Linked DNA regions of Mus musculus: regions 1 and 3 are each linked to region 2. The links are chromatin loops, found by intact Hi-C in ENCODE. Cell type or tissue: left cerebral cortex. All regions are shown on one strand.

Region 1 (8,000 bases), 72 kb before region 2:
TGCTTACAGCCTGATCAAAGGCAGGCAATTCCTTAACTCCTCTGATATGATTTCACGTTTTGTTAGGTTGACCTAGAGCAACCCAGCACAACAATGATTCCCACAGCTTTTTGAATGTCAGGTTCATGCTGAAGAGGGTTATCCTTTTATTGGTCATCTTCTCAGAAGCACCACATAAAAAATCTTAGTCTGCTCTGTGCTCTTCAGCTTCAGTGCAGTGCATTACGATGATGTCATCATCATGCTGTGGCCTTCTTTTCTTCCCGTATTTGTCTTTGATTGAAGGTGCGCAGAAGCCATGTTTTGTTCATTAGACTAATTCTCAAGAAACGAATGTGCAAAGCGGTAGACACTCATTAACATTATGTGTTGATATAGATTCATTATTTTATTTTTTTTAGAAAGATGACATAATAAGTAAGACCTCTGGTGTGAAAAATAAACAGACTTAAACTTAAGTTACAGACCTGACACATGTGAGCTGGGTAACTTCAGGCAAGGCATGCATAGGTCTTGGTCTCTGCTACTCTGTTTACTTTTTGAAAGGTGTCCTTAAGGAAATGAAGGGTCAATACAGAGCTGGGAGAAAATCTTTAGGATACTTATCTAAGGAAAAGCCTTCCATGCAAAATGTAATACAGATTCAATACAACTGAACGATACAAGCTACCCAATTAAAATCTACAAATGGTTTGAATAGACATCTCAGTAATCAAAGACGATCTGAGAATGGCAAATCAGCACAGAAAGAAATGTTACAGCTCCTTAGGAATTAAGTAAATGCAAATTAAAACCACAGTGAGACATTCTAAACACTCATTAGAATACTTTACACTTAAATGACAAAAGCTTAACAAAAAAAACAGTATTTCACGTAGTAGTGAGATAAGTAGAGCTGTTCATCATTGCCAAGAAAACAAAACTACTGCCTGACTTGGTGCAACCATTCAGCAGTGTAAATATAAATATAAATATAAATATAAATATAAATACAAATACAAATATAAATATAAAAACATATGCATTCACCTTGTACCTAGCTATCTAGTCCCTTCCCCCCATCTACTCCAGAGACACTAAGATAGGTGTCCTCTCCAAGATAATGAGAGTGATTGGGGAGTTTTATTTGCCATAGTCTAAAACCAGATACATTCCAAGTGGCTATCAACATTTAGACGTGAAACTAAACTAAATCAGATAAAAAGCACTTGTTGTAGATCTATTCAATGGATGATAACTCAAAGTATCAAAACACACAGCCTAAATTAACATGAAAATTATTATGCTAAGAGAAAGAAATCAAGTAAAAATAAATCATCCTCTATATTTTATTTAAGTCAGATTATAGAAAATGCAAAATGTTTTATTGTCACAGAAAGTATATAAATAGTTTCATGGAGGTGAGAGTGAAGAGAGTTGAACACAGAAGCACAGGAAAATATTCTGGATATGTGATGTGTATTTACAACCATCTGTGTTGATTCCTGAAGTTTATAAGTCAGTCATGTTAGCCCTGGTTCGAGTTCAATGAGAGTCCCCTCTTCAAACCATAAGGCTATGAAGTTACTCATAGCCTCAAATACACCCACATAGATTTGTGAACTCCAAACTACCCCCCTACACACACACACACACACACACACACACACACACACACACACACTCACACACCTCACTCAAGAGACTAGATCACTTTATTTGAAGAGTAATGATTGTCAAACCAAAAAAGAGGGAGGACTCTGTTGAATGCTATTTATAAGGATGTGTTTCTGCTAAAATGAAAAGAAAGGAGATGATATATCCTAAAGTATAAACCAAATTCTTATGTATCTGTTCTGATATCCATCAAACATACCACTGAGTTTTGAAGTGGGTTTTGTTTTTGTTCACTTGAAAATTTCTAAACGTGTATTATGTACAGTGATCAAACAGTTTTCCATTCAATTCCTTCCAATTCATTTCCATCCCCCAACACTTCCCATGCTCATTTCTATGTTTGCATTTATTGTAAGAAAATTTCATATATTTTTATAATATTCTTTCTACTCCTCTAACTCTTCCCAGATCTTCTCTATTCTCTACCCACCCAACTTCATGGCTTTTTGTCTCTCAAAAACAAAACCAAAAATAAATACTAGACAACAATAAACCATGGAGTCCAACTTGTGTTGACCAATGTGCCAGATCATTCAGTAGATTACAAAAAGACTTAAATATATGTAACTGAATAAGACAACTTTTAGGTGCTTAAAATAATAATAAAAAAATACTAAAAGAATATAAAAGCCCACAATTTCACTTTAATGTTATAGTACTGTAACTTTAATTTTTCCAAATCCTATTTTTAATGATGGTTCTTAAACATTGTAACCTTCCTTATAGCCCACCACCAACCAAAAGTAGTGGAAAAGAAAGGATATGGGGAAGTGGACCTGTTTATAAAGGTTCTTTGGAGCAACTCCCATCTGTGTAGTCTGGAAATTGGCAGTTTAGTTCACAGGTTAGCAGGCAGAGACAGCTCCATCCACTCGCAAACATTTCATGGATGGAGGATACACCAACAGTCCAGTTTGTTAGAGTTGGGTTAGTAACAGTGGTGACATGGACAACTAGGCATCAGCCTTGACTTGAGTTAGCAGGAGGGACCAGGAAGGACATCAGAAGACGTTCTCCACTGTGCCTCCCTCAGCAAAGCTCTCTCTATCACTCAGTTGATTCCTATTTATACCCTCAAAACATCTCTTGTCCTGAGCCTCATCACATGTGTCTTGCCTCAGCATACACATCCAATCAGCCCAAGTTCTCCAAGGTGTGACAAATGGAATTCAACTATGCAATGTAAGGCAGACCAATACATGCCTGATGTTAGCAAAGAATCCTTCATCGGGTGTCCTTTCACGTGTTTGCTTTAGTAGAACATCCTCTTTCCTGTGTCTGCTTCATTGAAAATTTCCTTCACAAGTCTGCAGTACCCATTCACACCAGTGTCCTCTGCAGGAAAACACTCCTTCAAGTGTTTGCCCTAGTAAAACACCATCTAACACAACTGACTCTCCAAAGAACCATTAATTTTCTACTTCATAGTACCTTCTTGTACCTTTTTTTTTTTTTTTTTTTTTTTTTTTGCTGGTTCGTGAGTTAGTAGGGTAAAGAATGTAGTACTCAAGGTGTCAAGTGGCACTTCCCGGAGCAGAAAGACCAGCTTTCTTAATTCTGCTTGTTGGTTCCATAGAAAAAAAAATAAACCTTAAAAACGACCATTGATTTAGGACATGCCAACTGTTGAATTGAAAAAGCCCAGTTGTGGTGAAATGAGAGGTTGTGAATGTGACTGTAATAAGTTATAGAGAAGAAGAATCTAGAAAACAGTGTGCAAGCAACTATTTTGATTTACCAAAAGAATTTGTAAAGAAGAGAAATGGGCTAGTATCTGATAAGGGAAGTCTGGTCAAGGGTGATATTTTTAAGGTGGGAGACATTTGGATACAGTGAAGAAAACTTAATAAGAAACAGCTACTAATTCTTGTATAAAAACTGATAATTGGTTGAAATGGTGTCCTTAAGTAGCAAAGGATGGGAGAATTTAACACAAAAGAATAGGTAGTCCTGTTGTAACAGATGGAACACATGGTGTTTACAAATGAGAAGAACTTGAGAAGTCCTTTTGATTGGTTAATCAGTCCAAGAATGAAGATGGTGAAACAGAAGTTTGTGAGGGTAAAAAGAGGGGGTGGGAAGGAGTCATCTGCGACAACAGGGAATAAATGGAGCAGGGAATTGAGTGTTTGGATTGAATGGTATTAACAACCAAGGTAAAGTGATTAACTATGAGTGTGTGAGTCAACTCAACTGATTTGTTTTCTCAAAAAATGTTCACCTGAGCAGGTGCCAAGTAGAAGTAGGCAAAGAGTTAGATATAGCCAATAGTGGAGCTTTGACATATATGCAATAAAAGGGAGAACTTAAGATGGACAGTGGAATTGTAGGGAAGAAGGGAAGAAACAAGATAAATAATTATAATTAAGGGGTTTAAATTCATAAACAAGTTGAAAGATCTCATCAAGATCTTAGTAAAAGGGCACAGAGAAGATGAAGGATGCTAGGAGAAGCCACTGTGCTTAGATTTAGGCTTATGGAGGAATTTTGGTTACTAGCTGTTTTTGATTGAAATGGAATGAATGTCAGAAATAGTTTAGGAGAGAAAAAATGATGCCAGAGAAGATCACATAAAGAAACAAATGTTAGGATTTGAAAAAGTAACTTCCATGAGTGTTGGCAACATGCACAGTTACAAGAGAAAGATTGTTAAAGTAACAGTAAGCCAGGCATGACATCCTCAGGCCTAAGGCTGTTATGACTGCGGATGTGATAACGTGGAGTTAACATATAGTGGAGAGAACTTGGGAAAGGAAGAGAAAACTCTAGAAAGGACAGCAATATCAGGATTATTTCACATTCTTTTTAGGTTCTGATATAGAAATCTATAAAGTATAAGTTCTGGAAGGAAAGCAGTCACCCTGGGGAGAGCCAAAGGACAGGAACAAGCCTCAGAAAAGAGCTTAGTTTCAAATGTGTTCCCAATGACAGAACAATCTTTGTCTATAAATAGCCCAGAAATGATTCTGCTTTTCTGGCTGCTGAGGATTCTGTCTACTCCGTCTTAACACTTCATGTGGAGCTGTGAAGACTCACTGTGAGAAGACTCACTGCTGCATCTCTGGCACCCTCAGCCAACCCTACACCCACACCACCCACACCACTAACAGCTTAGACTTCAGACCTACTGATTACAAAAGTTTTTGTGTCATGAACCTCTCTGCTTCTCCTCTCCCCTCCCCTCCCTTCTTCTCCCTCCTATCCCCTCCTCTCCCTTCCCCTCCCCTCCTCTCCCTTCACCTCCACTCCCCTCCCCTCTCCTCTCCTCTTTCTTCTTCTCCCTCTCTATCTCCCTTTGGAGCTACTTTTTAGCCATACAACCAAGTCAACTTCTTCTTTTTTGGAAGGAAAAGGTATAAAATGGATAAAGAGATAGTTCAAAATATTTTAGGACACACTTAAGTGAGAAAGCAAGAAAACTATACTATCAAGGCTCACAATATGAAGCTGAGTGTGTGATTTGTCAATAGTCCCAGAAATGCCAAGTGGGATGTGAAGAAACCACGGAGGATTGCCAACTCAGTTGGATCCAGAATCAAATAAGAGGCATCCCTCTGAATGGCTCTTTCATAGAATTATCAGGGAAGCTTAACTGGGCCAGTATCTTCTACTTGCAGCAGCCCAGATATATGAACAGGTCCCAGGGAAAAGAGAGCTATCTGCTTGCTTATTTCCCTTTCCTGCTGGTGGGTTCATTTAACCCATTGCTGCTGCTGCTGCTCCAGCTATTACTGCAGTCAGAACCCAGCAAGCAAATGACTCTCCAGGAATCCTATGGGGTCTCAGAACCAGACTGCGACCATTGAGGCATCTAGTTTTGGGTGGAGCAGACGTAGAATTCCCAACATCCCTGGCATGGATATTGTTGAACTACCCAGCTTGTATCCTGTAAGCTAGTCTAATAGAGTCCTCTTGCAATATGTATTTATCTTGTCCATCCTGTCACTTTTTAAAAAGTTGATGAATGAAAGCAGCAGGTAAACGTATACCTTAAGAGAAGAAAAATCTTCAAGAAAGAGCAAAATAAGAAAACAAAAACCAAAAACAGGGAAAAAAAACCCAACTTGTTAACTTTGTGGCTTTGTCTTAAAAGCCTCCCTACACCTACTGTAAAATTCAAGAATGTGCTTTGAACAAGTGCCTTCCAAAGACTGCAATCTGTGAAAAAAGAAAATATTCATAAAGGACTCTTCTTTAATCAAATCTATTTAACAATGCCAGGCCTCCTGCACTTTCTCCCAAAATTCTAATGTTTTTAATTCAAGGAATTAAGTTGTGATTCCAGCATTTGCTGAGTAACCATGTATTGATGATGTGCAGTAAAACTGATCACCAAACTCATGTTCAACATTAAATGAAATTGAAGTATCATTTTGTATTTGTTTCTTCTGGAGATGAATTTCAATGCAATTTGTTTTATGCCATTGATGCCCCCCTCCAGTGATAATAACATGCCTGGTACACAGAATTTTTTACAACACACTTCACAGAATTGTCTCAAGTGACCCATACAATGCTCCTGTGAGATAGAAAAGACAATTCTTATTTTAAGTTTGTGTTTGAAGAACCATCCAACTATGCATGACAGAGGAGTGACAGAAAATCCCTAGTTAATTTTCTTACCAGTGCTTCATTTTCTATTCTGTTACATATTAGAGAGCAAAGAGTTATTAGAAAAATAAGTGACATGTTTATTCCTTTAAATTTTCCCTTTTAACAAAGTGCCTTCATATTCCTTCACTGTGCCTACATGGTGAAATAGATGTAAATCCCATCTTGAAAAGGTTCATTGCCCAGCAGAACAGAGAAAGAAGTTGCAGTTTTCCAGAATGATGGTGAAGGATGGTATCTAAGTGACTACCATGTTAGAGTACCAGATAGCAGTGGACTCTCATCTATGACTGCAGGCATTAAGGACGTATCAAGGGTGGTGACTCAGGCTTAACAATTGCAGCTGAGAAAGTAAAGCAAATTCAAGCTAGGAATAGGCAAAATGTTCCAGGGAGAAGAAATGAAGGGACTTGGGAATCTACCTTTATTAATGTCTCGGCACAATAGAACATCACTCAAGATACATGAGGATCCCACCTTTCACACCTTTCTCCTAGTGCCCAAGCACTCCATGCTTGTACATCATTGGCCCAGAAAGATACGTGAAGACTCTGACATTGATTTATCAAGAGATTAGCAGACTTTCTTGGTAATCAAATGTTTGTTCACCCTTTACTTCTAAGACCTGTTCTTTGATCTTATCAAGAAAACCCCCTGTGTGTGTGAAGTTGTTCTTTGTTCTAGTACCTGATGACCACCTTCCTCTGGACTGGGCCAATATGACTTCACAAGAACCTTTTCCTTTAGCTGGTACAAACATCAACTAAAAGGAATAGCAGTTTATCATATGTCATGTTAGACGTTTTGGTCTATGGTCACTTGGTCCTGATGCTTTGAGCCTAACATCATAGCAATAAGCACATAGATGAACAGAGCTACTATTTCATGATGACCAGAAAGTGAAAGGAGAATTAGGGACCAGGGCTCTATTATTCTTTAATAGGACTTCCTCTAGGAAACTCATTTTCTTCTGCTAGGCCCTACCTCCTAAATGTGGCATCATTCTTGCTATCTCCATGTTTGGTGAAGAAGCTGTTAGCTTAGGGAAATTGGAGGACAGATCAGATCGAAATCATAATGCCACCCATCTACCTGAAGTTTACCACAATTTACTATGTTCTAGGACCATGCACTGGGGCAAAGTGTGGTTGTGGTTTAAAAATATTTTAAAATACCACTAGTATTTCACTTTCAAAAATACTTAATTCCTAAAGCTTATGATGCACGGTAACAGCCTAGGTATGCCAAACTAATGCAAATGCATGTCTGCTGACTAATAACACACTACATTGTTGTATGCTATGTCTCTTGAACAGCCAGAAACATTCCAACAAGGAGCATGTGGGAGACCTAAAATCAAGTCAATAGCTTTCCTAGCATGCAAACTTTACATCTAGATGAAGTGCATTCATTTATTAAATATGACTGAATTCTTATTCTTGTATGTTTTAGACATCGAAAATGTGAATCTGTTTAAGTAATCTCAAATATAAGAGTTCCTTGTCTGTGTCTGATCTAGCAGTTATAACTCTATAACTGCCAACATCCTTTGAGTACATTTACTTAGTAGGCTTTTCTAACGTTCCACAGAGAGGCTAAGAGTGTCACTAGAGAGCATCTGTAGGATTCCTGCTTTATTTTGACCCACCTACAGAATTCTTCTATCGATGTATTTGGAGAGTGTCTTGGTTTATAAAACATGAAACCACTTCAGCTTTAGAATTTCTGATAAT
Region 2 (8,000 bases):
GGAACAGAAAACTGATACCCACCTATAGTATGTTTAAATTTATTACCTACTTTAAATATAATTGCAAAATGAAAAATGAAAAAGAATTGTGTATGTGGGTATAAAACATACGTCACAGTCCAGATGAAATGGAACCATGGTCAGTTACTCAAAAGGCAAAGATCAGCAAAGCAAAGTAGTACAAACAGAAGACTGAAGACACAGGTGAGCTTTCTAGCCAACTCAAGTGAATGATATTGTAGGAGAAATGAACAACTATAGACTGATTTTTCAGATGCAAAATCTCTAAAAAAATTTAGCAAGGAAGAGCCAGTGATCCATAGAAAGAACTATAGGCAATATGCAAATGGATTTTATCATGAAATACAAGATTTGATCAATCCTCAACATCACTGAAAAATCAAACGTGTCATCTCCATCTCAGCAATACTCAAGAGCATTTGCCAAATTTCAAAGTCTATCTACTCCTAATTAAATAAAAAACATCTCAATAAGTTAAGAATAGATGTGAACATAGATATATCTGAGAAAGAAAATCTGTAAGAAAAAAATTCCTACTATTTACCTTCTATGCAGATATGCAATAAATATTGGTTATGCAGGAATAAGTTTTTCTCTCCAGCTTAAATTCAGTTTCAGATATTCTTCAGCAAATTTAGGTATAAAAATCAAAAGAGAATACAACCAGAAACCCGATCCACACTCTTATCCCCACAGTGGGAGAGACCATGTTCCTGGAAGCGCTTTCTGTGGAGCCCTTGTCTCTCCTCAGTGAGGTCACCCATAACCAGCAACTGCTAACCATGCAGAGCATTCAAAGCATCTGCTGCTCTCAGGTACATAGCACATCTTAGTCAACTCTGTCAAACTACCACTTAAATAAACTGACCACCCCACAGTTAAAAGTCAACATGAAATTTCTAGCAGCTATCTTTGTTTAGAATTCATGTTAAAAAAATAAATAAAAAAGACTCGGAATTGTATTGAGAATGACACTGGCCTTCAAACAGTCTTTCTTCCATCACTGTCCATTTGTACTTCAACTAAGCCAATCTAATACTGGCCATGACATGCTAATCACCATCTGTGCAAAGTGGTATACCATTTATTTATAATGTAAGCACTAAGGCTATTGACACATGGTAAAGAGACATGAGCTACTGAGTGACTTCCTTGCCATTCTCAACTTGAGGCAGAGAAATGGTTTTATGGATTTTGATTACTTAAAAATCACATAACAACTCCAGTAGAGTAAGAGTATAATCAACATTGCATAAATTGCTATGAATATTCAACAGACATTACAACGGTTGTTTTTATATCATACTTTCTTTGAGTGCATATTACTATCATAATTTCCATTTTACAAATGAGAAAGCTGAGGCTCAAATAACCTAGATATATTTAAAGCATTGCAAATATTCTGAAGACCATAGCTAGTGTTTATTCATCAACACATGGAGAATGATAGATCTTCCATGTCACCGCTAGAGTATACAAGACACTGGCAAACATGACAAGATGTCTTTTACACAGTAAAAAGACTATTTGGGAGCAGAGATAGGAAGAAAATATAGAAGTCAGGGTGATCAATTTTTAAGAAAAGTAATATATACTAAATCTGTGTATATGGAAGTTGAGAGAACTGGATCTCTCTTTATACTATCCGGGTCCTGGCTTGGTGGCAAGTGCTTTTAGGTATTAAGTCATTTTTCTGGTTCTCTTTTCAAATTATTATTATCATTACTACTATTACTACTACTACTACTACTACTACTACTACTACTACTACTACTATTAGCTTACTTTAAGTGAATATATTTAGTTAACTGTTCCTTCCCACTCATGTGGGGGTAACAGTCAGCTGAGTTATCTGGTAACTGGTACATAAACCATGTCAATCTATAAATCTCTTCTTAAAATCAATTAAAAAGGGGGGCAAGATGGCTGAGTTGATAAAGCTGCTTGCTGCTGAGCCTGGCAACCTGAGTTTGTTCCCCTAAATCAGGAGTATCAAACTTCTTAATGCGGCGACCCTTTACTACAGTTCCTTGTGCTGTAGTGAGCCCCAAACATAACATTATTTCCAATGCTACTTCATAAGTGTAATTTTGCTGTTGTCGTGGATCATAATGTAAATGTTTTTGGAAACAGAAGTTTCCTAAAGAGGTAGAAGTCTCCACCCATTAGTTGCGAATCGCGACCTCAGATCCACATGGCAGAAGGAGATAACCAACTCCCACAGGTTGTGCCCCCATTTCTACATGCACACAACCAAACTCTAAACAAAGAAATAAATGTAATAAGACTATACAAAAGCTAATGCCTAACATGTCTCATTTCTTGCTATTCTTTCTTACTTCGTTTTGAACTAGGGAAGACTTCAAGCATCAGGCAGCTCCCACAGCACGGTTAAGCAGGTCAGTACCAAGACCTGAGATCAGCATTGTGACAGCTGAAAAACATGAAGGGGAACGCCACCAATCTCTCAAAACCCAGTGGCACTTGCTTTGTAAGTTAGCTTATTTTTTTTTTAAATAAGGTGTTATTTGGCTTTAAATTGAGAGGTAGCATTTAGTTTTTCCTATTTTTAAGTCACCACTATCGATCAAGCTCGTTAGTATTTGTATATGCCAGAAGGAGGACAAAATAAATTTTAAAATGATATTAATCACAAACATCCTCTCTGGCCCAGTCTTTGTAGTTTCAGCTAGATTTACCAAGTTTAGTTTCTTATACAACTGTGGGACAACTGATAACAACACAGGGCTCTCCTTTTTTTGAATAACGTGTCACATTTTTTCCCCCTCTAAGTGGCTTCTGATGTAATCAGCTAGTTCCATTTTAGTTAAGAAAATGACTTTGGGAGCCACATGGCTCAGAGCGTGAAGGCATTTTCCATGCCAGCCCGCTGACCGCTGAGTTGGATCCTCAGATCAAAGGCAGAAGGAGAGAACTGGCCTCACAATGCTGTCCTTTGACCTCCCAGGCATGCCCTGGTGCACACACACCTCCACCCAAGTGAAATAATACATGTTAAAACCGATTCACAGAATACTGTGCTGTTTCTTCCCAAGGACACACAGGGAATGCTCCACACTATGGGAGGCTAAGTAAGGTGGTAGATGTGTGCTAGCCAGGATGGGGCGGAACTGAAAACAAGGTTCACCACAAATCCTCTGTAAGCGAAAATCCAGCAAGTATTCTCCCAAGGTGACTGTGTTCTATAGCCAAAGGGCAAACACTAAAACTCTCCGAGAGCAGAGAACTCTGAGACAGTAGCTGGGAAACAGACCCAAAGTACGAACACAAGATGCTACGAAAGGTGAGCTTTAATTCCAAAACTAACTTTTAGTTTTAGAGTAAGTCCCTTGCTGCTTCGGCAGAGGTGATGACATTTTGCTACCAGAACAGGCAAATGTCTCCTTAGTTCCCAGGTGCACGGTAATCCCACAAGCAGATGTGATCAAGCTTTATAAAGATTCAGTGCTGACAGGAATGTTCCCGTAGATGCAACAGCTTTCCTCAGAAGTGTCCACATCTAGGAGTTGGTATCGAACTTGTGTCACCTTGTGGAATGTAAGGAGGTCTATGCCACACTGTGACTATCTGTCTTGCTTGGCGTTTTTACCCACTTGTAGAATAAATGGGTTTACACTAAAAAGGAAGGTTCCAGAGTCTGACTGAGGCTAACAAGAAATTGGTGAACGGAATTACATAAGATTTACAATTTTGTCTAGTTCTGCTTACCTAGAGACATTATAAAATATAGTGACCATAAATTTTTAAGCACTCCCCCAAGTATTTGGTATTTGCAGGATAATTACCATCATATGGTTTCCAAAAGCAACACCCAGAGGCACATGAGACATCATTTCAGTCATCACCATAGTTACTACTCTTAGCCTACACTGAATGACTGCTTCTTAAGTGGTAGACGTTCAGTCTGCAGCTTTTCTTTCATTTAGGAGCTTTGAAGCCTGTTTTCTATACTGCAGTTTCAGACTCAAGTAAAACAAGTAATCAGGCCTGGTGGCACAAAACCTAATATCAGATAGGCAGGAGAATTGCAACTTCAAAGCATGGATAGACCACAGAGTGTTCAAGGCCAGGCTGGGCAAGCCAGTGAGTCTCTGCTTCAAAACAAAAATGTGCTAATATTCAAATATTCTGCATGTTGCTCAGTGGCAGAAAACTTGCTGGCCTTCGAAAGGCCCAGAGTTCAATTCCCTGTACTGCTGAAAAGAAGAACAAACAAACACACAGCAGAAACAACCAAATCAAACCAAACCAAACCATACAAACAGGAAGAGAACTGGGAAGAGGAACCTCACTTTTGTAAAAGTCTAAATGCAGATTCTGAGAGCTATCTTGCAAGTTTTAACCTGAGAAATATGAGCAACTTTAAAATAACAGGACTTAAACACTGCTTTTCTGCAATTACAATGTAAGCTGTGTGTGCGCAGCTCAGCAGCTGCAAGGGTTAAAGTAAAAAGACTCATTAGCTACAGACGCCATCTCGTGGCCCACTTATTTATTATTCCGTAGTCTTCTGTGTATGCCTAACTCAAAGGCAGACAAAGGCAGAGGTGGCTCAGGTACTATTTATTTGATCTTTCTCACTTCTGCACATGGGTTACTGGGGCAGTGAAATATTACAAATATTTCTTGGAGAAACCAATCCAAGGGCCTGAATTTGCATTCACAGTCTGTCAACTCCTGTATTCTCCTCACTCCAAAATTGGCTTTTGATGTAATCGGCCAATTACACGAGGCTCATCAGCTTAGAAGTGGCCATTTCCAAGTTTACTTTCTCAAGCTTATTTTTGTTTAACCATATATTGACCTACAGATAATGATAGTGAAAACATTCACCTTTCTTCTCATTAAATAATTGATCAAAGCACAGCAATACTATTTTGGTACTTCATTTTAAAGCATCTCCCATGCTTTCTTCTTTCGTTCTGCTAAAGGCTTATGGTGCGTGTGTATGTATGTGAGCGTGTGCGTGCATGGGGGTGTGTATGTGTGTGAGTGTGTGTGTGCATGGGGGTGTGTATATATGTAAGCACGAGTGTCTGGTGGGACATAGGAGAAGATCGTTATTTTGCACGTTATTTTGCACTTACCTATGAGCCAATGAACATCATCGGAACATGATTAGCATTTTCTAATAGGTATGTAGCAATGCTGACAGCCAATTCTAAATTTTTCATTAGCTGACTCACCCCTTTTAAGATGTGATACCCTTGTATATATCCTCTGTATTTTCTAAAGTATTGAATCCATCCTAGCCTCTTCCTACTAAATCTCTAAAGAGCTAAGTCTCAGAAATGCAAGCCTTGTTCAAAGTCTAACAAAGGCAGATGCTTATGTTTCCCCCCCTCATGGTATATATGAACTCATTCTCGTTAGCATGGATAATTGAGAAATGATTATATTACAGGACATAAAGTGGCGAGGAGACTATTTTAATAGAAGCTTAGAGACAGCAGAAAACTCCAAAATACCAAAAATGTTTACTAATTATAAGAGCCAAAATTTTTTTAAAAGGCACAATTATGTAGAATAGTGACGTGGATTACTACTTTTGAATGTCTAATTTGGATAGCAATCATCACCACTATTTTGTTTTTGTTTTTGTTTGTTTGTTTGTTTTTGGTTAATTTCAGAGTCTACCCGGGAAGGTAACATGTAGCACAGGATGCCCTGATGTAGCACAGGCTGCCCTGAAAGTCATGGTAATTCTTTGGCGTCACCTTTCCAAAGTACTGCAATTATAGGCATACACTACCACACCTGGCCATGCTTTAATATTAAACGTACATTTCTTTGAGTTCAGTTTCCAATTCTTTTCTCTTTGTTTATACAAAATTTCTAGTGACCATTTTCCCACCTGTTAAAGTAGCTTTCTAGTATCTACAAAAGCTTTGTTCCCTGCCATCTTTCTTCTGGTGAAGGGAGAGCATACCATGGGAATTGACCCTAGTGAGCAGTCCAAAATAATTAAAAAATCAAAAGAAACCATTCATTGTGAATTGGGGTCTATAGTCAATAAGAACAGAAATATTAACATCCTAAGGCCATAGGATTTCCTCTTCTCTTGCTTCATTCATTCTTATTGAATACCTCTGGTTTTATTTGAAATAAGAACTAATTGCTCACAAGAAATATTTTTCTATGACATAGACGACATAAAGGCTGACAGAGTGAATCACTAAGCAATCAATAATGTTGCTCTGGCTTTAAAAGCGAGGAAGGAGCTTCTAGCTATTTAATAGATGACCTTCACATGGCACCGAGATAAAAAGAGGTGGCTGTTTTCTATTTGGTGATGGTGACCGCACTCATGTGAGTTGGATGCTCATACAGAAACTCTAGAGTGAGCCTGAATTTCCTATCCCTGAGATGGTTTGGCTTCTAGTAGTGTCTTCCAGTGCCTAAGAGAGAAAATTACAAAGGCACAGGAAATGGGTTAAAACATTTTAACTGGGATAACAATGACTAGGTTGAGTAAAGTTGTAATCTTCTGAGCCTATTAACCTAAGTAGGTATGTGTACTTAACAATATCCTCCCTTCCTTTACACACACACACACACACACACACACACACACACACGCACGCACTCCAATCCTATAGTGTATAATGATACTCTGATAGTCTTCTCACAGTGACCAAGACACTGAGAGTTGTTTCCTTGAGGAATTGTTTTGATACCAATAAGAAATTTGTCTTCTTATGTGTCAGATGTTAGAAACTGTTAGAATTTTTGTATTTTTTTTTTAAAAAAAGAACAAACAAATGAAAACCCACTTTGATATGGCCTCCAACTTCCCAGTTCTAGACCATTCTAGAGTCTTCTAGCTCTAGAGCTTTGTCCTGGAAGCCTGACTAGGGACAATGAGTAAACCACGGAATGACAAACACACAGAGAAAAGCTTGGTGGGGCAGTTTGCTCACTCTGATGGAAGGACATGGCTGCCATAGCAACTTGAGTCCTTTGCATGTATGTTATGTAGGGCAGAGGGGAAAGGGTTACTAGTCTCAATAGGACATGTCTGCAGCCAGCAGACTCAGGTTGGAAACATCTGGGAGAGGTAGCTGCTGTTGCTAGGTTTTGTACACACAGGACATTTGTTTGAACTCAACACTGGACTACGACACCAAGAAAGCTTTGCTATTCCTGTTGAGTCTCACCTGGGGAAGGCTTTGGTACTTCCATGAGGTTGAGGCCTTTGATTCTTTGTTAGGAACACACCCATGTGGGCAATCCACAGTCACTCTTGTTTTTTTTTTTTGTTTGTTTGTTTGTTTTTTGTTTTCCCATTCCCTATAGCTCCTCTTTGATTTTGCAGTAATAAGAGTGAGGTTAATTATAAAAAAACAAAAGTGCCTCTTTATTCAGATTCAGCCTGAGAGAGAGCCAGTATGTTAAGAAACTTAATGATTTAATATACACCACTAAATCTACATTAATATACTATACTAAATCTCTGTCCCAAGATGTTAAAAGGAAATCCAAACACTGCCGGCATTCTCTAGGCTCAGGATCACAGGAAAAACCTGCATAAGTAAAGTTTCTCCCATGTCCACCCTTGTCTTCCCAAGGTGATTCATACAGAGAACTGAATAGAGCTGGCAACTATGTATGACACTCATCCAAATGGCAGAGGACATTAATTAGAAACTGGTGCCAGAGTTCCAAGTTTCTGGAGTTAACTTTCACAGTCATCTAGAAGGGGGGAAGGGGGTGGGTAGAAGATCTGTCAATCTCCCTACTAAGAGTCAGTTTAGAATTAAAAGCTTCAGTTGAGGCTGCAACTCGGGTAAACGGTTGGTGCTCTAGCTGGTAAAGGGTTTTTACAACACCCGGCAGGAAAATAAAATAACCAGCCTTCTCTTTCTGAGGAATGGGCAGTTTTCTTTTAATCTCTTCAAATACACCGCTTTTTTGTTTTGTTTTGGTTTGGTTTTCTGGTGGGCAAATCCATTTGATTT
Region 3 (8,000 bases), 210 kb before region 2:
TTGTGTCTGTATGCATGTATGTGTGTGGAGTGTGTGTATTGTGTGTTTTTGGGAGAGTGGGAGACTGTATGCGTGTGACAGTAAGCATATTTCAAGCTTAGTTTTCTCTTTTCATTGCATTTGTGTGTGTGTGTGTGTGTGTGTGTGTGGCAGGGTCTCTTGTTTCCGCCATACTGCATTCCAGGCTGGCTGACTAGGCTGGCTTCCTGGGGATTCTCCAGACTGCCTCATGCCTATATGCAGAATTTCTGGACTTACAGAGGTGTGGCACTGAAGTTAGCACTTTTTTAAAGATAGGTTCCAGGAATTGAACTCATATTGCCAGATTTGTGAGCAAGTAATTTAACCACTGAGCCATCATGCCAACTCAGGACACAGATTTTGTTAGAGATTATACTAAAAAATAAAAATCAATCAATCAATCAATGACTAAATGAATTTTTAAAAATGCTGGATAATTTGTTTAAAAACTAACAAACAAAACCCAACAACGACTGGAGGGGGGGTTTCTTCAAATACCTTGGGTCTTCTTTTTCTTTTTCTCTTTCTCTTTCTCTTTCTCTTCCTCTTCTTCTTCATCTTCCTCTTCCTTTTCCTTTTCCTTTTCCCTTTTCACTGTGATAATATCTACTGATGACTACTTCCTAGAGAGCCCAAAAATGGTTCTCCTCAAGGACCATTAATTCTGCCAACTCCCTCCACTTTCCTGAAGTGATAGGATAGAGCCACTCTTAGTTTGCCTGTCTTCTGAAATATGATGAGCAAAATATTAGCATTCAAACTACTCTCTTTATGTGAGGCTCCAGAGAGTGCAGAGTCTAGTTATAAACAAGTCAGACCTTTAACTTGTCAGGATTATAAACCTTGATAATTCCAAATTTAAAAACTGCTAGTAGTTGCTATGGTCCAGATATGGAAGAAGGAATCATTCTGAATGTCTACCATCTGCTATGTTCCCTTGTCAATCATTTTCCCAGCACATACAATGACAAGCAGAGGAGCTCCAATTAGCATTCACATCTTTATTTTTGAACATAGACATGCAAATATCACCAGCTCAATTTGACCCACATCCCTGGCTTCACTGCTAAAGAAGCCTCTGTTTCTCCAAGTATTTGAAGGATTTGTGATTTAGCTTGGGATGGTCCTCATTAATCACAGCACACATAATGACTTTCAGGTATTCTCTAGGAGCATGAAGCAAAGACAGCTCAGCAGGGCTTTAGGCTGGAATTTACCCAAACGGATCAATGAAGATTTTGCTGGTGTTACCACGGCTGGATCATATTGGTGTGGTAAAGAATAAAAGTTGTAGCGCTAGCCTTTCATTGTCATGAGTGGCCTTGGCTCTGTATTATATTTAGGTGAAGAATGCAAGGTTATCAACAATTTTGGAAGCTGTAGAAACTGTGACACTGAAATGACATGGCCAGGACCCTGTTCTCATGGCTTCACAGAGAAAAGATACTAACGCAGAATGGCAGCATCCCTGATCCTCGGGCTAAAGTGTTGATACTTCAAGTTGTCACATCCTTATGTCCATTTTCTTTAAGCTGTTTTAAGCTATTCTCAGGGAATCTGAATACCTTGACATGCCCCCTGGGATCTTAGATCTATGGATTTATACCTAACAATGTGTATCTTAATGCTTAAAACATACAGCAAATAATCTCACACTTAAAGCCTGGGAAATGGAGCACCCAGAATTAATCTGAGTAATTGTGAGTTGAAATCAGAGATGGAAAAACATGTAGAACTGACTTAGATGAGGCCGTCTGTACAACTGATTGTGTGTATTTTCTAATTCAGACTTTCCCAAGGAATTAATATTTATGAAGCATTTTGTAAATATAAGCCTTTCAACATCTGTGCAGTTATGATTTGTAAGCTGAATTTTACAGAAGAGCAAATGGACCCAGAGAAGCTCAGTCATTTTCAGGGATACACAGTGAATATGACCAGCATGTCTCAGTTAACGCTTGCCAACTTAATAGTTTGAGTTTCCGTAACACAGAAGGATTCAGTTTAGGGCATATTAACTATTTCTACTCTTTCCCAGCAGTCACATTTTCTAAACTATTTTGCCTCTTTTGGACAAGTCTATTAATTTCATACATGCACTATCAGGGGAAAAGGTAGTTTCAGCAAAGAAGTATATAGTTTGTTTATAGTAACCATGTTGAAAGTAAAGATTTGAGATACTGGGAATGCAGAGAACTCGAATAATTAAAATACAGTCACAGTATAAGGCACCTTAAAGACATCTTGGCAGCCTCAGTTGGAAACAACCAACTATTGGTCTAGTCAGAAGCACCTGCCCTTTGAGATAAAGATTGTGTTGCAGTTAGAACATCAAAGAAGACACACACATCACCATTCTAGCATCTTCTCTTGAGAAAGCAGCTATCTCCCTGACAAGTACTGGACCTCCTTCTCTGAGGATGCACTCTTCTGTGATGTTGGTCATGAGAAGTCAAGGATGAAATTGCGAATACTCAAGACTTTTTTGATGTGTCTTTCATGATGTCATGATTTGGGTTTATAGTGCACTTATTTTTAAAATAATATTTATTTATTCATTTGTTCGTTTGTTTGTTTACATCCCAAATGCTGTCCCCTTCCAGTTCCCCTCCACAAGGGACCCCTAGATATTCCCCTACCCTGGTGCATCAAGTGTCTGCAGGATTAGGCACATCTGCTCCCACTGAGGCAGCTCTGTTGGAAAGTGGGTTCCACAGTCAGGCTACAGTTGGAGGGGCAGCTCTTGCTCCCATTGTTGGGGGAGGGGTGCTCGTGGAGCTGCATATCTACATGTGTGCCATGGGTGTTGGTCCAGCCTGTGAATGCTATAGAGCATTTTTAAGGACCAAATTTCATGAACCGTTCCTTATTCCATTCCTCCTTCCCTGGTTCCAAGAGGATGTTGCCACCCCTACCCTCAACACCACCAGGCCTCCCCACTCCCAGGAACCGCAAGTCTCTGGAGAGTTAGGTGCATCTTCTCTCACTGAGGCCAGACCAGGCAGTCCTCTGCTGTGTATGTGTCTGGAGCCTCATATCAGCTTGTGCATGCTGCCTGGTTGGTGGCTCAATGTCTGAGAGATCTCAGCAGTCCAGGTTAGTTGGGACTGCTCATTTTCCTATGGGGTCGCCCTTCTCCTCAGCTTCTTCCAGTCTTTCCCTAATTTAACCACAGGGTTCCCAGTCTTCTGTCCATTGGTTATGTGTAGGTATCTGAGTCTGACTAATCTTTGGTCCGGGCCACTTGGAGAGCAGCCATGCTAGACTCCTTTTCTTATTCTATTTTTGCTCTAGTCTCAGGAGCATTTCCATCAATATATATGCTAATATTTAAGATTCTTCATTAGAGTGAAGTCATCTCACTTTTCAGTCCCGAATCTCCTCAAACATCACTCCCTCAAGTCTGGCAATATAAACCTGGGCTTTGTTGTTTAAAGGAGGAACACTTTATTTTCAAGAGTGGTCCCTACTTAGCCCCACGTGTAACCTCTTGTGTTCTTCACAGTTCACAAATCCTGCTATGTATGGAAGGTAAAGTTCTTTCCTGGGTTTTCTGTTTATTTGTGGTTTTCTTTCTACATACGATTCTAAAATCTCAGGAAAATATCTGGATTTTGTATGTTAGTTGCTGAAAAAAAACATAGAAATAAGGATTTACTATTTTACATGTTCATATCTTCTTTGGAAGACAGGCAATCCTCAATCTCCCCCTCTCCCCCCAACTACACAGGATCCTCAAAATAAAATCTCACGATTACTTCAGCTCTAACCCTTGTCCATTAGAAGGCTGCTTCAGTAACAGAGAAGCTAGTTGCTAACAATCTTAAAGGAGCCAGGATTGGATATTCTGTATCTTTCCAGAAAGTACCTTGGGTTCTCAAAGTTGAACCGGGAGAGTCTATTCACTCACTTTTCATTTGCCACATAACTCACAAATACCCAGTCTTTGCCTGCCCATGGCTATGCTCTTTGTTCCTGTTCTTAGTCTTAGTTCCTGAAGTCTTACATCCTGAATCTTTCGAGTGGCCACATTTTCATACAGTGGTAGCTCACTCACATACATTACTTCTACCGGCCAAAGTTGCCTGCCACACACATCACTAAGAGTGCTCTGAAATAATTAGTTGTTAAATGATATTCTTGATTACATGGTGGCCCATCTCACACCTATTTAATATTCAAGAAATTCAGTGCTGTTACCATCCCATCCTCAAAATCAGTGATTTGCCTAATCAAAACTGTCGTTTTGGGTTTATGTTGTATTTTCTTGTTGATAAAGGCCCACCTCCAAAAGCCACCATGTTACAGCCTATTAGATGTATGAACATCCCAGAAATCCTGGTAAGTAATTCCAGATTCTAAGGAAAAGAGCAGAGCTCTTAAGGTTATTTTTCTCTCCTTATCTTCTGCACATGCTTTTTTCTCTGCCTGGTGTGAGCAGGGTCAGGGTAACTTGAAGATATTGCTTGGGTGCAGAGCTTACGAGTCATTGCAGGATGGGCTCTGCATACATATAGCTCCTAAGCTACTTAAATATCCACGCACACGCGTGGACATCTACGTAAGACTGCATTGTGTGTGCTTGTGCTATGACTCTGTGTGGGTCTTCTGACCTCAGAGGAATCCCTGCAATTCCCTGAACTCTGGAAATAGCAAGATGAGGCACATAGTTCTTTCCCTGTCCTTGGTGACTGGTACCCCTGGGTCCCAAGAATCTGCAATGCCTCATCTCCCAAGCAGCTAATCAGAGGAGACTGTGAAGATGAGAAAGGCTATACGTGGAACCAACCAGGAAAGAGCCGGTTTGCCCAAGATGATGCCTCTAAAGCTAGGAACCTTGAATCTGTTGATTTACTTACAAAGCCTTGGGAAACTGGAAGGGAGGCAAAGCCACCCAGAATCTAAAATCCTCTGAGATAATTTCTGTCATCGCCTTGGAAGCCACACTGCTCTGGCTGCTCTCCAGCGCTGGAGGGGTCACAGAGTCCAGGCAGTGCTGTGAGCAGAGACAGAGACTGCAATTCGGCGGCGCCACCCGGACACTTTGCGTTCCGGTGGGCTTTGCGCTCTGAAGATGTGTCCCCGCACCTTCTTCCCAGGCGCTGTGCGGGAGGTCTGAAACAGCCCAGCTGGTGACTCGAAAGGGAGTTTCTAGAAGCTCCATCTCTGCTGCCTCCCCTCCCCTTCAGATTTGGAATTTTACCCTCTCCAGGCAGCTGCTCCAGCTATACAACATCCGCCCGCCCTCCGAGGGGACGAGGTGCCACCGACGCCGCTTGCCTCGGGCCGGTCCGAGGGCTTGACCACAGTGCCGCGGTGTCGCGGATGCTCCCGAGCTGGGGCTGGGGACTCCCCGCCCTTGCGCGCGACCCCGCGGCCGGGCAGGCGGCGCTTGCAGCGGGCAGGGGGCGGGCAGGGCAGATGGGACTCGTCCGGGGGTAGCCTCCTCCTCTGCATCCTGCCCGCGCATCCCGAAGCCCAGTCGCATCCTCCGCCTCTGCCTCGGCGGCTGCCAGCCTCCGCCTCGCGCCACCTCGGCCTGCCGCCGCCCCCGCCGCCGCGCCCCCGGTGGCTGTGCCTCGGCGGAGCCCGGAGGGGGCCTGTGGCGCGTCGACCGCCCGCTCGGCTCGGCTTGGCCAGGAGGCGTGCATGCCCCTGCTGCCCGTGGCGCTCATCAGCAGCATGCTCTATTTCCAGATGGTGATCATGGCAGGGACGGTGATGCTGGCTTACTACTTCGAATACACAGACACGTTCACTGTGAACGTGCAGGGATTCTTCTGCCACGACAGCGCCTACCGTAAGCCCTACCCGGGCCCAGAGGACAGCAGCGCGGTGCCCCCGGTGCTCCTCTACTCGCTGGCCGCTGGCGTCCCGGTGCTTGTGGTAAGCTCCGGGCTGCTAGCCCTCTCTTGCCTTCAGCAGGTTGAGACTCAGCCGGGAGGACCAGGCAATACCAGCCTTCACCATCTAAGTTCCTCTAACTTGGTGGCAGTCCTCTTCCCCCAGAGGACATTCTTCTGGGGAGCATGGGGGTGGGTGAGAAGAAAGCACCCCTGTCTCTCCAAACCACCCCTGCACCCTCTGCTTGAGCCTGCAGGCTGGGTGGCTCAAAGACGGGGAATAGACCTGCAGAAGGTGTAGGGTGGGTGGCAGAGATAGGAAGGGAGTGAGCCTCTGAAACAAATAGACTTGGTCCCTTCTGTGGTCCTGTCTAACGGGTCTTGGTTCTGAATTTTGGTAGGAAGGGAAGCAGCAGCTTGGGGTGGGGTAAAGGAATCAGATGCTGGGATGGGGAAGTGACCCCAGTCAGCTGAGGCTGGGGTACATGCTCCTGTTTTATCTGCCTCCTTTCCTTCCTGATGAAAAGAGTCTGATGCATTAGGCCGAAGATCGGCTCACAAGTATCTAAAAATGTCTTTGGGCATCTGTAAAAGAAGAAGCCTCAGCAACAGGACTTTGCTGAAAAGCAGGAGCAGAGGAACCTGCAGCACAAGAGCACTTTAGATTTATTTAAAGGCTATCCTCTCCTTGGACTACACTAGCACTAGCACTAGCACGTCCTCTCTTCCTCGCTGGATTTAAAGTTTCTCTCCTCCCTCTTCTCTGCCTGTAGGTCTTTCTGCCTCTCTCTCTCACTCTCTCCTTTCCTAGTGTGTGTGTGTGTGTGTGTGTGTGTGTGTGTGTGTGTGTGTGTGCATGTGTGGTGAGACAGGGAGAAACAGAGAGGCAGAGACAAAGAGAGAGACAGAAAGACAGAGAGAGGGAGAGAGGGAGAGGCAGAGAAAGAGACAGAGACATGACAAGACTATGTAAGACTATATAGAATGGTCTCACACACAGGGGATGTAACTCTTGAGCTAATAATTACATCACAATATACATATATGAACACAATCCAAAGATTTTGTTTTGTTTTGTTTTGTTTTTTGTTTTGTTTTGTTTCTTGGTGGCAGATGAGTGATGTTTCTTTGGAGACCAACCTCACTACGGTTCCTTTACATTGACAAAATATCTGAGGTTCCCTTCCCATGATGCTCCATCTTCTTTCTTTCTTCCCTCTCTCCCACTCACCACAGAAGGAATAGGAAGTGAAGTTAGAGAATGAAAGGGAAGGCAAGGGAACTTGGGCTTTTATTTTCCATAGCTGAACTGGGGAATCCCGATAAGTGTATCGGCTTCATTCATTCTTAAAAGTCTTTTCTCCCCTAGTCAGGGAAGTGATTTAAGAAATTTCAAAATGAAAAGTTCTTACCACAAAACTGGAATAATATAAACAAAGCGAGCAAGTTCTTGCTAGCTTCTAAGTAACTCTGTTTCTCATACACAGAATGATTTCAACCTCAGCTTGAGGGTGATGGTTGGGGGGGGGCGGTGTTAAGACTTCCTTGTCCTCAAAAGCCTTTACTTTGTTATTGTTTTTGACACTGGATTTGCTAAAATGTGTCAGAAATCCTCAATGCAGTTTCAAGCTCCAGTTCTCTCCCTCCCAGTTTGAAAAGTTGCCAGAGCAAAAGCTGGCCTAGTTTCTGGGGACTTTTGCCTCTGCAGCTTCTGTGTTTTCAGGCACATGCTTTCTAGGAGACTAAATAGCTCAGAGATTTTTTTTTTTTGATTTTTTTTTTAAAGGAAAATGCCTACTGCTTTGGGGTCATTGATTTATTTGCAACCACAATCAGTAAATTCTGTGACTTTTATTTCGGTAATGGCCATTCAGTGTCTTCAATGAGATAGTGCTTGTGAGTCTCGAACCAACTATCCTTGGTGGCAGGTGCCAGTTTAGAGTTGAGGGCACATTGGTCCAAGATTTTGGTGATTCCTCGCTTAGAGGAGACCTAGGGAGAACCTAAGAAGGGGAAGGGAGCTAACCACTGAGTGGAACTGAGCTGTTTCAGTCACGTGCATGGAAGGAACAGCCTTTCAGGAGATCTTACCTTGCCTTACGGTAAGAGGAAACATGTCATGACTGGAAACATCAT

The links. A loop is a pair of places that touch in the nucleus more often than their neighbours do. Peaks named below come from ENCODE experiments on the same cell type or tissue, not always from the same donor. Only the 100,000 strongest peaks of a DNase experiment are listed, where the experiment ranks them.
Region 1: a loop joins it to region 2, with 2.6 times the contacts of the local background. A loop is called at or near these places in 6 of 42 quality-filtered maps.
Region 3: a loop joins it to region 2, with 2.1 times the contacts of the local background. A loop is called at or near these places in 2 of 42 quality-filtered maps.

Annotation. Positions count from the first base shown.
Region 1 is chr3:117,712,392-117,720,391 of GRCm38, forward strand. No RefSeq gene overlaps it. Among named protein-coding and RNA genes, the nearest start is that of Gm52614, 140 kb to the right of the region's middle. In left cerebral cortex, no CTCF peak of the experiment used is centred here; DNase peaks (open chromatin) are centred at 4,694 and 5,160; H3K27ac peaks cover 977 bases.
Region 2 is chr3:117,784,468-117,792,467 of GRCm38, forward strand. The region is part of intron 8 of Snx7 (sorting nexin 7); the gene reads right to left. Among named protein-coding and RNA genes, the nearest start is that of Gm52614, 67 kb to the right of the region's middle. In left cerebral cortex, a CTCF peak has its summit at 4,524 (motif pointing left); a DNase peak (open chromatin) is centred at 4,534.
Region 3 is chr3:117,570,026-117,578,025 of GRCm38, forward strand. Plppr5 (phospholipid phosphatase related 5) reads left to right here and starts at 5,202. Exons shown (of 6, transcript NM_029425.3): 1 at 5,202-5,907. The coding sequence starts at 5,671. In left cerebral cortex, no CTCF peak of the experiment used is centred here; DNase peaks (open chromatin) are centred at 4,060, 4,820, 5,105, 5,534 and 6 more places; H3K4me3 peaks cover 3,782 bases; H3K27ac peaks cover 3,289 bases.